2 separate regions of the Homo sapiens genome follow, and region 2 is linked to region 1. Evidence: chromatin contacts called from ENCODE Hi-C or POLR2A ChIA-PET data. All regions are on one chromosome and are shown on one strand. The core of a region is the stretch at or near the end of the contact, and the rest is flanking DNA. Distances in the headings are between cores, read along the strand shown. Region 1 has its middle 86 kb from the start of ZNF217. Region 2 has its middle 110 kb from the start of BCAS1-AS1.

Region 1 (6,407 bases), core at 508-3,007:
ACACCTGGCTAATTTTTGTATTTTTAGTGGAGACGGGGGTTTCGCCATGTTGGCCAGGCTGGCCTTGAACTCCTGACCTCAGGTGATCTGCACATCTTGGCCTCCCAAAGTGCTGGGATTACAGGCATAAGCCACAGTGCCCGGTCCATATCTGCAATTTTTAACCATTTATGAGATCACTTCACTATCTTGAGATCTCCACTTTAATGTATTCAAGGAAAAATGCTTAGTTGTATTGTGAAATGGATCACTTTAGAGAAAAGAAAAATGCCTACAATACAGTGAGCTGGTCAATTTTCCAATGCCAAAAGATAAACGTGAATATCCCTTTCAGGGAATTAGCCAATGTTTCAAGCAGCATGAAGGCAAAATTTGAGTTGAACATTGTAATACAAATAGCTCTTGGGAAATTCTTATGAGTACCTTTAAATAGATGTAAATCTATTAAATCAAAGATTTAATTACTTAGTATATAATAAGCAACCCACTATTAATAATATAAGAGGTAATACTGCCTTTCAAATTTTTCCCTTTCAAATTCTTGGAATTATTAACTATGTATGCCCCAAATAATGGGTTTCTGATGGTGTATTTCCCCCTGGAAAAGAGCATTCTATGCAATGCCCAGTTCCCAGTACATAGTAGACATTCAATTAAAAAAAAAAAAGTTGAGGCCGGGTGTGGTGGTTCACACCTGTAATCCTGCCGCTTTGGGAGGCTGAGGTGGATGGATCACATGAGACCAGGAGTTCAAGACTGGCCTGTCCAACATGGCGAAAACCCGTCTCTACTAAAATTACAAAAAGTAGCCGGGTGCAGTGGCGCACGCCTGTAATCCCAGCTACCTCAGGAGGCTTAAGCACGATAATTGCTTGAATCTAGGAGGCAGAGGTTACAGTGAATTAAGATCCTGGCACTGAACTCCACTGCACTCCAGCCTGGGAGACAGAGGGAGACTCTGTTTCAAAAAAAAAAAAAAAAAAAAAAGTTGAATGAATAAATGGCATATTACAAAGTTAAAAAGTAAAGCGTCTGTCTTATCAGTCAGTTTATCTAATCAGCCAGTTGTTCAGAAGCTATTAATAGGTAACTGATGGTGTAAGTCCAGTGTGTTTTAAATAATCCTTTTCTGGACTTTTATGTTCTTCCTAAGGAGAGATAGGAAACTGGTGGACAAGTGTTGGGTTTGCTACAGTCATGTTTTCTTTGGCTCAGATGGTATTCAAACATTTTGAAATAGTCACCAACATTTCTAAAGCTTCTACATAAAAATTGGGATTTCTGGCTTTCCTTAACAAAATGTGAGCTCTGGCCACACCAGGTCCAAACTCCAAGCCGCAAGGCCATAGAAGGGCTGTGGGCAAGGGACACCTGCCCCCTCCCCCTTTGATTGCCGCGGCCCCCGCCTGGTGGCCGGCCTCTCTTTTGCCACCTGCCTGGCCCCGGGAAGGCATTTTGACTTTGCCACAGCCTGTTTCTCTTTTTAAGTTTGGTGTGTGTACATTGAAGATCTTATATTATTGCCTCAATTCAAAAAAATGTTCTTGCTCTCTCTCTCCCAAATTTTCAAGACCTCACTGCTCCTGAACCTTCTGTGATGGCCTGGGCTTTGTTCTTTGTCGTCACCAGAGAGAGTAGCAGGAACAACTCTCTAGAGAGACCCATCTCTCAGCCGACTCCACTGTAGGTTGGTGGCAATCAAAGACATCGGAATACTTTCTCCTGTGTGTGCGGGGTGGGGGAAGGGAAGGTTGAGAGAAAGGAAGAAGCATAAAGATTAGGAGGGCTGTTGCTCAACCTTCCTGTTCTGGGCCAATCGTGCCTGTCAGACCAGCTACAGAAAGACATGCACTTGTAGTATGTTTTTTTGGGGGAAAAAGTATCTTGATTCTACTCTGCTTTGAGAAAAAAAAAATACTGTTAACTCTCTTTCTCTGTATAATTAGACATCAAAATACAGAGAAATGTTCTTAGCACTTTGCTATCAGAAAAGCAGACATTTTCGACTTTGTAGATTCCATACAAGATAAACGCCTTGACCCTTGCTCCCCATCCCCAAATAAAATGCCAAACTTCAATTACCAGTTCGTAAGTAGTCTGCATCGCTTTATTTTTCCTTCTGACAGTAGGTGTTTGGTGTCAATGTACATTTTCTTACCACAATGATTTCCTTCCCTAAACTATTAATTTTGTTTTTATGAATAATACAGTATGCCCCAGTTATTATTTAGTTTGATTGTATGCTAGCCTCATGCTCTGCATTTTAATTTAAGTGTAACTGCGCAGGAAAAAAATGCAAATCTCTTCTATTCAAATTCAAAAGAAAATAAATGGATTTTTTATGGCCTAAAGGATCTATTCATTACCAAATCATTTATCTTTTCAGGAAGAACAGTTTATGTATCCAATATGCTCTCGTGCTGTCTTTATTTTCTTTATTTTTTTTCTCTTTTGATAAATATGCTCACTCTTTCAAGTCTCTCTTGAATCTCTGCCGATAGGGGCAGCTTATAGCAGCAAGAACAAGAATATAATTAATAGCATTAAACAGAAAGCAAAGGTTGCAGAGAAAGCTTGAACATATTGGATATTTTAAAAATAATAATAAACAAACCTAAAATTGGATTGTGTCAAATGAATTTTTATTTTAACAATTGTAACATTAAGAAAAAGAGATACACAGTTGGCCCTACCAAAACAAAATGACAAAGGGGTGGGAGGAGAAGTCCGTGTTTTCAACAGACTAGCTTTTTTGGGGTCTTGTTGCAAATAGCCTGAAGAGGTAGAAGCATTACTGATTTTGCTTCTAACATGATCGGCTCTTGGAAGTTTGGCATTTTGAATTCTGGGCTATATTTTTTTTATTTTTATTTATATCTTGATTAAATAAGCCAGTTTAGAGGTCACTGCATCTGGGAGGGTGTCGTAATACACAAACAGCTGTGATACACAAAGCAGTTTTCAGTAAGTATCTTTCATGTAGCAGCTGGAATGGCTTTCTCCTGAATGAGAAAGGCCCCTAAGTGAGAATAGTGGCAAGTGTGAGTTTATGTATGTCATTTTTTTAAAAAGACATTTGTCTTTTTCTAGAGTACTGTACTTTAAAAATCATATAATTGTGTTAAAGTTACCCAGAATGTTGACTTTTCCCTATTCATGTTTATGTATCAAATTGGATTTCAGGGCAAATTCAATGGGTTTCTTTGTTCTTTCTAGATTAAGTCCAGATAAATAATCTGGTTTCGTTGTGGCTGCATTGTTTAAATCATGCTAATTATAGTGCTTACAATACAATGGCAGAGGGGGCAATTTAAATGTTCATTTGAAGAAGAAAAAAATCTGATGCTGAGCTCAAAAATGTACAGTCACTCTAACCGCTCCCTGAGGGCCATTTTAAGACTGGTTTTCAAAGACTTGTTTACCTTGAAATTCTTACACACCAGGCATGCTTCTATCCTCACGACCTAGGTACGGGAATGTTAGTGGTCTCTAAGCTGACTTGGAGTCTCATGTAGATAGAGTTCTGATTTCAGAACAGGCTGCTGGCTGCTTCCATGCCCCTCAGAAGGAGCAGGGAGTCCTCCCCGGCCACAGACTTGTAGCCCTTTTTGACTGAAGGCTTCCAAAATGAAAGGAAGGGGTTGGCTTTTGAAGAGGTGAAAGAGAGATCCTTTGAGGGAAGGACTGAATGAATGAGCAGCCTCAGGCCAGGGCGAGATAATCAAGAGACTATCTGACCTCTAATTCCTTCAGAGACAAAAATAAATCAGTGCTCAAGGAGGCGCTTTTATTAATCACTGCATGTTTCCTGTCAGAAGAAATGATGGGATTAGGGTGGGAAGAGAATACACGGGACATATAAGCAAATGTTTACCTAGGCTACTTCTTTCTGGATCCTTGGGATTGGTTCTTAACTTGTTTTTTCTTGAGACAGTCTTGCTCTGTCACCCAGGCTGGAGTGCAGAGACATGATCTCAGCTCACTGCAACCTCCGCCTCCCAGGTTAAAGGGATTCTCCTGCCTCAGCCTCCCAAGTAGCTGGGATTATAGGCGCCCGCCACCACGCCTGGCTAATTTTTGTATTTTTAGTAGAGACAGGGTTTCACCATCTTGGCCAGGCTGGTCTCGAACACATGACCTCAAGTGATCCGCTCACTTTGACCTCCCGAAGTGCTAGGATTACAGGAGTGAGGCACTGGCCTGGCTCTTAACTTCAATTGTTCTCTATTTTATGATTTATGATTTATTTGGGAAATTCCTGAGGTGGGGGCAAAGGGACACGTCTAGGTCTTGGCACCGAGAACTGAAACAAATAGCACATTAGACTATATTTAGCAGATGATAATACAGACACTGAAAAACAGATTACGGATGATAAAAAAGAAAGAAATAGTGCCGTCCTGGCTTGAAAGCGATGGAATACTGAATGTGAGGCGTGGATTGTTTAGGGAATGAGTGTGGAATTTCTCTCCATAAATCACCCATTGCTCAGGGGCTAGATGACTATAGGAGGTGGGGACACAAATATATCACCTCTTGAGGAAGGAAAGAGAAGAGACTAGATGAGAATCACAACGCCAATGCCAAGGTTGGTGTTGTGTCGAAAACAGTAATACGGACAATAGATTTTGCAGAAAAAAAGAATCGGGAGCCGGTGTGGTGGCTCACGCCTGTAATCCCAGCACTTTGGGAGGCCAAGGTGGGCAGATCACCTGAGGTCAGGAGTTGGAGACCAGCCTGACCAACATGGTGAAACCCCATCTCTACTACAAATACAAAAATTAGCCGGGCTTGGTGGCAGGCCCCTGTAATCCCAGCTACTCAGGAGGGTGAGACAAGAGAATCGTTTGAGCCCGTGAGGGGGAGGTTGCAGTGAGCCGAGATCGTGCCACTGCACTCCAGCCTGGGTGACAGAGCCAGATTCTGTCTCAAAAAATAATAATAATAATTGGGAAAAAAATAAATAATTGGGAGTGGACTTTTGCTTTGCCCCCATTTCCAGGAATTGTGCATGACTCAAAGTTACTGCTTTGAGTAGCCCAACTACAGTTGTTGGGCTGATCTGCTCACTCTTTAAGACCCTGGACAAATTCATCAAGCTTTTGCTTTGCACCCCTGTTCCCTCAGCTATAAAATGGGTTTAATAAGAATTCATTCCGGCCGGGTGTGATGGCTCACAGCTGTTATCCCAGCATTTTGGGAGGCCGAGGCGGGTGGATCAACTGAGGTCGGGAGTTTGAGACCAGCCTAACCAACATGGAAAAACCCCGTCTCTACTAAAAATACAAAATTAGCCGGGCGTGGTGGCACATGCCTGTAATCTTAGCTACTCTGAAGGCTGAGGCAGGAGAATCGTTTGAACCTGGGATGCGGAGGTTGCGGTGAGTGGATATTGCGCCATTGCACTGCAGCCCGGGCAACAAGAGCGAAACTCCGTCTCAAAAACAACAAAAAAAAAGAATTCATTCCATTTGGTTGTTGCAAAGATAACAGGCGATAATGTACATAGAACGTTTAGCTACACCTGGCTAAAGCTAGGTCTTAGATAACAAGAATGAGACTGGGCATAGTATCTCATGCCTATAATCCCAGTGCTTTGGGAGGCCAAGGCAGGAAGATTGTTAGAGACCAGGAGTTCAAGGCCAGCCTGGGCAACATAGTGAGACCCTGTCTCTACAAAAAAATAAAAATAAAAAAAAGATAATGAAAACACACCAAATTTGTAGAAATACCAGAAAATCTTATTTTAGTTATTCCTTTTTGGCTTCTTTTTGTTTTGTTTTGTGTGCAGTGGCACAATCATTGCTTAACTGCAGCTGCGACCTCCTGGGCTCAGCCTCACAAGTAGGTGGGACCACAGGTGCGTGACATGCCTGGCTAATTTTTTTTTTTTTTTCTGAGACAGAGTCTCGCTCTATTGCCCAGTCTGGAGTGCAGTGATGCAATCTTGGCTCACTGCAGCCTCTGCTTCCCAGGTTCAAGTGATTCTCTTGCTTCAGCCTCCTGAATAGCTGGGATCACCGGTGCACACCACCACGCCTGGCTAATTTTTGTATTTTTAGTAGAGACTGGGCTTTGGCATGTTGGCCAGGCTGGTCTTGAACTCCTAACCTCAAGCAATTTGCCTGCCTCAGCCTCCCAAAGTGCTGGGATTATAGGCATGAGCCATTGTGCCCAGCCGAAAAGAGTTACTTTTATAAAAAAACTATTGCAGGCTGGGCAATATAGTGAGACCCCATCTCTATAAAAACTAAAGAAAATTAGCTGAACATGGTGGCATGTACCTGTCGTCCCAGCTACTTCAGCCTGGGTGACAGAGTAAGGTTCTGTCCCCAAAAATATATATACTGTTGTTTGCTTCTTTATATACTTGTATGATAAAGGCCATACCATATAATTTAAGAGCT
Region 2 (5,880 bases), core at 517-3,016, 120 kb after region 1:
TTTTTTGTGCTCATTTCTTTGGTTGAACTCAGAGGATCTGCAAATCAGGGCAGTTGGTCAAGTGATCTGGAATCAAGTCCAGACTCTATTGTTTACCATTTGTGAGGCTCTGGACAGGTTATTTTTTCTTTCTGGGCCTTACTCTTCTCATGCATCAATGGGAATAACAATGTTTACCCCCAGAGCGTTATTATTAAGTATGATAATATTTTTATTTTTATTTTGAGACAGGTTCTCACTCTGTCGCCCAGGCTGGAGTGTAGTGGCAGTGGTGTGATTATGGCTCATTGAGCCTCAACCTGCTGGACTCAAGTGATTCTCCTCAGCCTCCTGCGTAGGTGGGACTACACGTGTGTACCTCCACACCTGGCTGAAGTTTTTAAATTTTTGGTAGACATGGGGATCTTACTGTGTTGCCCAGGCTGATCTCAATCTCCTGAGCTCAGCGATCCTTCTGCCTCAGCCTCCCAAAGTCCTGGGGTTACAAGTGTGAGCCACCAAGCCTGGGCTATTAATATATAAGTATAAGGATTAAGTGAACTGATATATAATCACCCCTTCAGTAACTCCCCTCCCACTTAAAATAAAATCCAAGAAACCAGGATGTCTGGTCATTCTAACTCTAGATTACTTTGGACTTCAAAGCTCCTATGCAATAATGATGCCTGAAACCTAGAAGAAAAGGACCAGAATTCCAGAGGGTCCAAACTTACTTTCTGAATTCTGCCAAGGAGAAACAATATCCTATACACAGCTTGGCAGCTAAGGGAGAAGGCAGCCATGGTCCTTATCAACAGTGACCATCTATAGGATCATCTAAATTGGGACGCTCGTATGGATACAACAGATACTATTAATAATCACACGGGGACCGCAAGCATTAACCAGGACAGTCCTGGGCAAATTGGGCTGCAGGCTCACCCCAGTGTATCTATTTGCAGAATCTGGAGGGCGGGCCTCCTCAGCAAGCCTCTGGCGCATGTTTGAACTGCTCTTAAGCTGTTAAGCACTAAGCGCTGTCATCAAAGTGTTTTTCTGATAAGAAGCTCGAAGTCCACTGAGAAGAATCCAGTTGAGATAAATGGGCTCTCTACTCTGTGTCCATGTTACGGTTTTCAAGGTTCAATAGTTACCTGCCTAGGGTCTCCTCTGTAAGTCACCAATAACCCAGTTTGATTGTATTAAAAGCGCTGGAGTTTCTTAGGTCAAAAAGAACTGGCATAACTGATGTAGAAATAGCAGTTATTATTTTCCCAGCAGCTCTTCCACTCCAGGCACTGTTCTGAGTCATTTCAGCATCGTGATCTTTCTTGGAGGTGGTCGTTGTTAGACCCATTTTACGAGCGAGGACACTCAGGCTCAGAGTAAATAAGGAACTTGTCCGAGGTCACACAGCCTATAAGGGGCAGGCCTAAGAATCTGAATCTGGGGAGGTCTGACAGCAGGTCCTGGGCTCTTTATCTGTGTGGCCTCTTTCTTGTGTGGCGGTCTTTGATCTGCATCTCCTGGAGCCCTTGGGTTAATTGATCTGTCCATAGGAATCCTTAACCAGGTGTCCACGGACTCCCAAGCAGTCCTGGGATAGAATTTATGATACATTGATTAACAAACAGACAAACAAACAAAAACACATATATACTCTAATCTGCATTTTCTCATTTTTCCCCTTTCTTTCTTTTTTTTTTTTTTGTTTGAGACAGAGTCTCGCTCTGTCGTCCATGCTGGAGTGTAGTGGCGCGATCCTGACTCACTGCAACCTCTGCCTGCCAGGCTCAAGCGATTCTTGTACCTCAGCCTCCTGAGTAGCTGGGACTACAGGCGTGTGCTGCCACGCCCAGCTGATTTTTGTATTTTAAGTAGAGACAGGGTTATGCCATGTTGGCCAGGCTCGTTTCGAACTCCTGACCTCGTGATCTGCCCACCTTGGCCTCCCAAAGTGCTGGGATTACGGTCGTGAGCCACCACGCCCGGCCTATTTTCCACCTTTTGAATATAGGCAAACCACAGCAGAATTAGCAGTCCTTGAGACTTTGTTGCCAGTGGAAACCAGATATTTTCATCTTACACCAGAGTTACAAATAATAGGAAGTATCCTCTATAGTTATTGCTATCTCAAAATTACAGTTGTTAGAATCTGCACTGCATCTTGTCACTTAATGTGTTAATAAAAATGCACACATATTACCATATTATACATTTGTTTTAACATTTTTAGGGGAACTGCATTTTAATGTAATTGGATTTCTTTGCAAGCCTGTGCATTTTTTTGTCCTGAGAACGGGATCACAGGCTTCCTCAGACAACCAACAGGGTCCACGGTACAAAAAGATGGAACTACTGCAAAGAGTTGACGAATGGGCCAGTTAGTAAACAAATCATTCACTCTTTATGTGCAAAATTTTATCTAATTTCTCCATAACATCACCAAAACTTGCACATGTAAGTAGAGAAAGCCTTAATGGAAATTTCTCATTCATTTATTTCTTTTCTTTCTTTTTTTTTTTTTGAGACGGAGTCTCTGTTGCCCAGGATGGGGTGCAGTGGTGCGATCTCAGCTCACGGTAACCTCCACCTCCTGGACTCAAGCGATTCTCCTGCCTCAGCCTCCCGAGTAGCTAGGACCATAGGCACATGCCACCGTGTGTGGCTAATTTTTATATTTTTAGTAGAGACAGGGTTTTGCCACGTTGGCCAGGCTGGTCTCGAACTCCTGACCTCAGGTGAGCCACCCTCCTTGGCCTCCCAAAGTGCTGGGATTACAGGTGTGAGCCACCATGCCCAGCCCATTTATTTCTTAAATGGATGTTAATTGGGCACCTCCTGGGTACCAGGCCCTGTGAATGGCATGGGAGATACAGGAGGGGACAGGACAAACATAGATGAAAGCCCCAGCTTTCGTGGAGCTGACATGATAAGCGGTCAAAGCAACAATCAAACAATAATCGTACATAGAATTAGCTAACCCAAGTGTGACGAGCTGTGGCAGAATGCACTGAGAATTCTTTAACCAAGTACTGCTTGGCCAAGATCTGAAAGATGATCAAGTGCCAACAGGCAGAGAGTTTAGGCAGAGCAGCCCAGGCTCAGCACCAAGGAGCTGAAGCCAGTTCTCTTAGGCCAACCAGAGCCAACTGTTAAATTTTCAGGAATTTTGTGACCTGATTGTTAAACATAGCCATTATTAAAATGGTTATATAAACTTACAATTAAATAAATTATATTGAAAATAAATATCTCTAGCATGGCTCTAGAGATCTTAACAGGTGGATACTGCTGTATTCTTTTTTTTGAGACGGAGCCTCGCTGTCCCCCAGGCTGGAGTGCGGTGGCGCGATCTCGGCTCACTGCAAGCTCCACCTCCCAGGTTCACACCATTCTCCTGCCTCAGCCTCCTGAGTAGCTGGGACTACAGGCACCCGCCACCAAGCCCGGCTAATTTTTTGTTTTTTAGTAGAGACGGGGTTTCACCGTGTTAGCCAGGATGGTCTTGATCTCCTGATCTCGTGATCCACCCGTCTCGACCTCTCAAGAGACTGCTGTATTCTTATACCGTGCAAGGATAATGGAACCCTCCCTCCCTCCCTCCCTCCCTTCATTCCTTCCTTCCTTCCTTTTTTTTTTTTTTTTTCTGAGGCGGGGTCTTACTCTGTTGCCCAGGCTGGAGTGCAGTGGCTCAATCTTAGCTCACTGCAGCCTTGAACTCCTGGAATCAAGCAATTCTCTCATGTCAGTCTCCTGGGTAGTTGGAACTACAGGCGCATGTCACCATGTCCAGTTAATTTTTAAACTTTTGTAGAGATGTGATCTCACTGTATTGCCAGGGCTGGTCTCAAACTCCTGGCCTCAAACAATCCTCCTGCATTGGCTTCCCAAATTACTGGTATTACAGGTGTGAGCCACCACACCCAATCTCCCATACATTCTATCCAATTGTATCTTGAACACCACTCATTTCAGCAGTGAACATTATTTCTAGTATCCTTTCCAGCAAACCCTCTGGTGCAGGGTCCTATAATATCTGAAAGACTTAAGCAACTGTCACTGCCTGGTGGGTTCCTGATTACCATACTTTAAATACTGACTAATTCACTCTGGGTTGCAAATTCAAGTTCATTAATACACATTTCCTCCTGCTTCACATTATTTACTCTGGAGACTTTTTTTTTTTTTTTTTTTTTGAGACAGAGTCTCACCCTGTCACCCAGGCTGAAGTGGAGTGGTGGGATCATGGCTCACGGCAGTCTTGAACTCCAGGGCTCAAGTGATCCTCCACCTGAGCCTCCCAAGAACCGGGACTACAGGTGCATGCCACCTATGCCAGGCTAATTTTTATTTATTTATTTTTTTGAGGCGGAGTCTCGCTTTGTTGCCCAGGCTGGAGTGTAGTGGCATAATCTCGGCTCACTGCAACCTCTGCCTCCTGGGTTCAAGTGATTCTCTTGCCTCAGCCTCCTGAGTAGATGGGATTACAGGTGTGTGCCACCACACCTGGCTAATTTTTGTATTTTTAGTTGAGACGGGGTTTCACCATGTTGGTCAGGCTGGTCTCGAACTCCTGACCTTGTGATCTGCCCACCTCGGACTCCCAAAGTGCTGGGATTACAGTCGTGAGCCACCATGCCTGGCCTTATCAGGCTAATTTTTAAAGTTGTTTTTGGAGAGACAAAGTCTCCCTATGTTTCCCAGGCTGGTCTTGAACTTCTGGGCTCAAGTGATTTGCCTGCCTCAGCCTCCCAAAGTGCTGGAATTATAGGCATGAGCCACTGCTCCTGGTCATGTTATTTACTCTGAAGTACTCTTATAGTAAACAACAACACATATGAGATCATAATGTCTAACATCACCAGTTTATCCCGAATTTTGTTGCATTTCACTATTTCTTCTGTTCAGCATCAAATGTAGAAGGTGGGTTGTGTTTTGGGTTCCTATCATTCAAAATTTCTGTACCGTTAAACCCTACAATTACACATAGTGGAATGAGACGTTGTCACCATGAGAGGTAAAAAGGAGACAGGACCCCACTGAGGAAACCAGGGATTCATGCCTCTGACCTCCAGCTCACCCCAGGATACACACTCAGTGATGAAATAATCCTAACCCTAAATTGCATGAATTACATTGTTCTCCCTCCCTGTCCCTTTCCTCTGATCCATCTCTTTTGCAAAACTCATGCAATCTGAGTGTGTTTCATGGTAAAATTGTAATGTATACAGTTTTCCCATTTGTGTTTTTATTTGCAAACTGACAGCCGCTTAACCCTGGCACTCGTGGAAAATATTGCCTTGGAAAACGACCTCACCTGACTATGGCATCCATGAGGAGCAGTGAATGATACTGATAGGGGTTAAGACTTGCTTGCCCCTCTGCTTTTGCACAAGTGGTGCCTCTGCCTGGAATACCTTGACCTGCCTCCTGAGCTGTGTATCCAAATCTCAGTTCTGGCATCCCTCCCTCTGTGATGCCATCCTGGGGATCTCCAGCAGAGTCATCATGGCCTTCTTTGTCCCTGCCCCTTACATCTGCTGTGATACTTTTCCTGGAGGTCAAAACACAAATACGTAGAATGCTCAATTTCCACAGAAGGCTAAGAAATGAACCAAGTGGGTTGGGGGTGAAGAACCGGGAACCAAGGCACCAGAGTGAACTGGGAAGCCTGTGCTGGGTCCAAGGGTGCAGCTGCTGCTCAGGCCTGGCCTGGTTTCTATGAGGAATGTGGGCTCAGGGTAGCCAGAGCTCCTGATTTTTCAAGAGAACTGGAAATCTGAACTTTCTTTTTTTGACATATGTCTATCTTTAAAGGCAGTTGTTCCAGATTTTAAAATGACTCCATTCAGAGTTGATAAATCACACACATTCACAGAATAAATCCACTCCACGGGC

What was found. Hi-C counts contacts between places; a loop is a spot of excess contacts on that map. ChIA-PET counts read pairs that join two places held with the same protein, here RNA polymerase II (POLR2A).
Region 2: a loop to region 1 is called in a map of Caco-2, with 5 times the contacts of the local background. The contact joins two enhancer-like sites. A Hi-C loop is called at or near these places in 1 of 168 maps with a recorded cell type or tissue (Caco-2). POLR2A ChIA-PET finds 5 or more read pairs at or near these places in 5 of 52 experiments (A673, Caco-2, GM12878 and 2 more).

Annotation. Positions count from the first base shown.
Region 1 is chr20:53,676,459-53,682,865 of GRCh38, forward strand. No RefSeq gene overlaps it. Among named protein-coding and RNA genes, the nearest start is that of ZNF217, 86 kb to the left of the region's middle. Within about 2 kb of position 1,758, at least 9 of the 41 ENCODE cell types and tissues checked have a DNase peak (open chromatin) inside an H3K27ac peak, as active enhancers do.
Region 2 is chr20:53,800,010-53,805,889 of GRCh38, forward strand. No RefSeq gene overlaps it. Among named protein-coding and RNA genes, the nearest start is that of BCAS1-AS1, 110 kb to the right of the region's middle. RefSeq lists an enhancer at 1,287-1,788. Within about 2 kb of position 1,767, at least 3 of the 41 ENCODE cell types and tissues checked have a DNase peak (open chromatin) inside an H3K27ac peak, as active enhancers do.